Linked DNA regions of Homo sapiens: region 1 is linked to region 2. A link is a loop called in an ENCODE intact Hi-C map of the cell type or tissue named here. Cell type or tissue: CD4-positive, alpha-beta T cell. All regions are shown on one strand.

Region 1 (2,500 bases), 210 kb after region 2:
ATTGTGATGGCTAACCCAAGCCCCTCTCACTGAAGTGAGGGACTACGTGTTCTTCATTTCCTGGCGTCACAGCTAGAGTTATCAATGGATCTAATTAGAGGAAAACTAAAAAGAAGATAAAGTGATACAGTCCCAGATGCGCTAGTGTTCTGGAAGGTTCTGATGACTTTAACCTCTCCAGTTCCCTTCACAGTTCAGGAGTCAGGGATCTCACTGGGCCACACTGTTGCTCTCCACTGGACCTTCAGGACTTGTCGCCGCTTTGTTCCTAGCGCTCTGAAACAAAAATGAGCCCTCCTTTGTTTCACTGCCTCAAGTTCAGACTTCCTGCGCCTTCCCGTGTGACACTTAGGGAATGCAGTGAATTCTGCTGTGCTAACATGGGGGAGGGAGAAGGTGGGAGAAAATCCTCCAGGCCCGCTCTTCCTCCCAGGGAAAGGAGATGCTCACAGTGATCTTCTGGGGAGAGTGTCCTCGCTTTGTTTTCAAATAGAAAGAAGTGACAAATAGTGGCTGCTGAAGTTGATGTGAGGGGAGGTCAGGGTCACCACAGGATGTATTTTGGTCAGGCGGGTCCTTGAAGGGCCCTCAATACCTAGCCGCTTAGCTCAGCAGGAGGGAAGACGAGCCTGGGCTTGCAGATCTGGTTCCCCTCATGCTCAGCACCCACTCCCCCGCCCTCCGCCACTATCTTCAATACTCAAGAGTGACAAAGTACAACCATCCTTTTTCTGATGTGGCATTTGATTAAGACACAATTCATACAGACAGCCGGACATTTGAACGCGAAGCACTCCGCATATTTATGGATGCGTCCTGAGCAGTGCAAGCCGCCCGGCTCGGCTGCTGCTTGTGAGCAGGAGATGCCCTTTAGGGTGCTGATGCAGCTGTTTCCTCTGCAGTCAATTTCCTGGTGAAGGTTCAATAACTTTCTCTGACGATAAAAAAAAAACTCGGATATTAAACTTGACATAAATACTATTTAAAGTCAAAACAACTTCCTAAATTCCAAAGGCGGGCACAGAAGAGGAGACAGCATAGGCTAGGTAACGAATTCCTTCTATATAGCTTCGAGGTAATCTTTTAAACAACCTTAGAAATGACCCGAGATGCACTGGAAAGCCACTGTTGGGATTTCAGAAGGTAGCATTTCAGGAAGGCCATGAGAACTGAGACTGTAGATAAACAAGACAAAGCTCCTGCCCTCTTTCTGGTACCCAGAAGTCCTGCTTTATCCCCGGCTGTGGAGGAGCCTCTATGGGTCATCTGCCCTGAGGGGGAGGAGCTGGAGGTGCCCCTACCGATGGGGTGGGTAGTAAGCTCCCGGCCTCTGCCACCCCGCTGCTGTCCATGGGACTCAGGTCTACCCCTCTTCCTCTTCGGCGTTCTCTGTGTCGCCTGAGTTTGGGTAAATGCCATGGTGTTACCCTCTGTCTGCATAGTGCACTCCGCCTCTGCAAGGGGCTGCTGCAAGAATTGGGCTCTTCCAGGGCTTCGGAAATTGATTGCACAGGGCGGTGGCTAGCGCGTGTAGTGCCTTTGTGGCAATTGGAGAAAGGAGCGCCACCTGGTGGATCAACTACTAAAAGGCACTCCATGCACTTGGCCAGCCAAGAGAAGGGGGGCAGCCCTGCACCCGCCTGCTGTGCAAGGGGCCCTAGTGCAGGGCATAAGGCAGACACATCTCCTGGCATAGCTGTAAAGGCAGTCTTGAGGGCTGAAGCTTCTTATTATACACTATTTCATGGATTAAAGTGTCTTATCAAATCTAATTTTTTTTAAGCCTAGTAAATCACATCCTATTGCTCAGTCTGCAAAGGAGGTCATAAGATCCTATTTTTGATGCAGTCATTCTTATTTCAGTATATAAATGCCACAAGGAGTACCTATTCTTGGTACTTTATTTTATTTTATTTTATTTACTAGGATATTAATTTGTGGCCTAGTCATTAACATTGAAAACTTGAAATATGTATGAGGTAGTCCAAACCCAAACCCCAACCTGAGTTACTGGTGCTTAATTACTGAGGCAGTTACAGTGCTGTAAATGAGTTCATCTCTGATTGCAGCCGTAACCCATGCAGTGCTCAATTGAAGGAAGGGATGATACAAGGTGGCAATATAACACCACAACATCCATGAGTTGATTTTAATTGGTAAACTGGCAATATATAGTGAGAATTGTTTGGTCTGTCCACCGCATTGCAATTTAAGGAAAGTCCATAAAATTACAGGAGCATATAATTGGGGTACTAAACTCATTTTCTTATGTTATCACAGCTGGCATCTTTAGGTTATTGAAAGCCTTTAAACCAGCCATCTTCAAGGAGATGTAATTGTCAATGTGGTCTTTATACATTATTCCTGTTAGCACAGAGCTGCAGAGATAAAAACAGTCACTAAAATATGCACAAATTTTCTGTATATAACTTTCTTATTTCAAGTTCATGGAAGATCAGTAAATGTTAATGAGGATTAAAAACCATTTTTTAGATCCTGG
Region 2 (2,500 bases):
AAGTCATAGAGATAGGGTGTGAGGAACTTATAAATCAAATGGGCATTTTCTGCCAGGACATCTGCTGCCAGGTCAAAATACTCATATTTACAGTAGAGCAGCAACAGGTTGCCAAAAGTCTCTGGAGGAAAGGGATTCTGTTGGAGCAAAAACTGTAGCTTTTCAAACCCTTCTGTAGGCCTGGCATCCATGTTCATTAGTGCCTGGTTGTGTAGGGTCACAGGGTCCAACTCTTCCTCTGCCCTGGGTGGCATGTCAGTGAGGGCTTCTTGAGCTGCCTCATAGTTTCTCAGTTGGTATTCTATAGCTGCCTTAAGGTTGAAGGCTTCCACCAGAGCAGTCTGATGGAGGACTAAGGTGTTGCCAACACTGCGAACATCAATGCCCTCAGTGGTCATGCCCACACCTAGCTCAGGGTGCTGGCGGATGCCACGCTCAATAATCTCAGCGATATGCTTCAGTGCTGAAGCATACTGTCGGCTGCTGTAATAGGCCAAAGCCAGGTTGTAGGAAAGGTCAGGCTGGTAGCCCGAGGCCTGCAGGGCGGCAAAAAACTTGGAGCATGCAGCTTCATACTGTCCCTCCTTGTAGAGCAAACAACCCAGGTTGATCTGGCCATCGGTCTCATTCTCGCCCCCACTTTCCTCTCCCCCTTCCCTACTCGGCAGCTGCTCTACCAGGCTCCTGGACCCTGGCAGATCGCCCTCGCTGTACTTGATAGCAGCTTGCAGGCGGAGGACCCGGCTGTGGTAGGCGGGGTTATCCAGGAGAAGGAAGGCGACCCGGGTGGCCTCCGCATAAAGGCAGGCCTTGTACAGGGCCTGGGCCTGGTACAGGCGGTACTGCTCCAGTTCCGGGTGCAGCTGGCCCAGCTGCTCATAGCACTCGGCCGCCAGCGCGAACTCCTGCAGGCGGTAGTAGCAGTAGCCTAGCAGCGACAGGCCGGCGCGGCTCCTAGGGCTCCGCTGCAGTTCTCCGCCCAGCAGCTGCACCGCCTCGGCGTAGCGTGCATTGCGGATGAGGCGGTACACGACCGCGGTGAACTCCCCGTCGGGGATCTGCGCGCCGCTCAGGCCAGCCATAACCACCACGGCTGTTATGGGTGCGGTTACTATGGCAACAGAGCAACCGGAAGCGGAAGACTGCCGGTTTCCTTGTCGCAAGAAATCTGTTAGGAACAAAAAGGGACCACTCTCGTCAGTCTCTCAATTTCAGCTTGATCTTCAAATACTCTGGACTGCGGAGTGGCGGCATTCAGGAGGGGAAAGACTACTCCGGGCCGTTCAGAGACTGAATCTACTCGTCCCGGCATGCACCGTTCCAGTGGTTCCGCGGCGCGGGTCGTAGCCGCGCTGCATGCTGGGAGACGTAGTCCCGGCTGTACCTACCGAACCGGCGGCCCGTGGGGGTGCAGGGTAACTCTCCTTCCCTGCCTCTTAAAGATGAGGGGCGCTCACTGTGTCTGTTATGGCACCGTGGTCTCTGGCGCGGCGGAGGAAGGTTTCCGGCCCCATGTTCCTGGCGATTTTGAGCCTGGTACACGGTGTGGTCGATAATAATGCTGGCTTTTGGTTTAGTTTCAGTAAAAGAACCGGGATGGCAAAAGGCGAGTTATCTCTTGGAATTACCCTGGAATTAGAGCACGTTCTTTTTTGCACTACCCCGAGGGCACAGTTTGTAAGAACGGAATAGAGCGGCGAGCAGGAATCCTTAATTTGGTGGTTTCCAGAGGTTAATGAGGAAAAAGGACTGTGAATCTTGATTGGTACTGGGAGAGTTTCGGTTTTAGGTCCAAGTATCTCCCGCTCTTTTTTCCCGTAACAACAAATATTACTGAGTATATATTGGCGTTTACCCTTGGCCATCCCCATTGCGCTGGAGTTCCAACTTTCACTACTAGGTAGAAACGTTGGAGAAATGCATGACTTCAGTTTTTTCCAAGAGGGGAAAATCCAAGACATTAAAATGTGCTCCTTTCCCTATGCATTTTTACTCTTCTCTCTTAACTACTAAATTAGTCAGCCAGTGATGTGTGGGTGTGTGAGAGACACACATGCTCAGTTTGTACTTTTCAGCCTTCTAGGGATTTTGGATATTGAACTGATAAATATGGATTTTCTTCTGTTAAAATAAGAAAAGATTGCCTACACTTTAATTTTTTTTCCAGATTCTTAGTTTGAAGATTTCTATGCAGGTTTGCTAGACTGTACAAGATATCATTCTGGGTTTTCTTTCATTCTTTGTTATATATTTGGAATAGATGCTGTAGATTCCATGTTATTATCCTGGGGCTATTTTTGTATAATTTTTTTTCAGTTTATTAGTGGCCATGATGGGGCTGTGAAAAACTAGGGGCTTAATTATTCCATAAAATTATATTTAATCACCAATTTAAAAAATACCCCTAGATAAACTGACCTGGAGACCATAGACTTTAAGGGAGAATAAATACAATTTTTCAATCAAGAATTAGGGACATAGACAAGATAGCAAAATATGA

What was found. Peaks named below come from ENCODE experiments on the same cell type or tissue, not always from the same donor. Only the 100,000 strongest peaks of a DNase experiment are listed, where the experiment ranks them.
Region 1: it touches region 2 in a loop (27-fold over the local background); 3 of 110 quality-filtered maps call a loop at or near these places.

Annotation. Positions count from the first base shown.
Region 1 is chr2:177,762,294-177,764,793 of GRCh38, forward strand. The region is part of intron 10 of PDE11A (phosphodiesterase 11A); the gene reads right to left. Among named protein-coding and RNA genes, the nearest start is that of PDE11A-AS1, 90 kb to the left of the region's middle. RefSeq lists a silencer at 1,448-1,742. In CD4-positive, alpha-beta T cell, CTCF peaks have their summits at 1,554 (motif pointing left) and 1,754; a DNase peak (open chromatin) is centred at 1,558.
Region 2 is chr2:177,551,682-177,554,181 of GRCh38, forward strand. IFT70B (intraflagellar transport 70B) reads right to left here and starts at 1,115. Exons shown (of 1, transcript NM_152517.3): 1 at 1-1,115. The coding sequence starts at 1,082. RefSeq lists enhancers at 115-919, 920-1,723, 1,092-1,381. In CD4-positive, alpha-beta T cell, no CTCF peak of the experiment used is centred here; DNase peaks (open chromatin) are centred at 1,080 and 1,350; H3K4me3 peaks cover 1,719 bases; H3K27ac peaks cover 1,285 bases.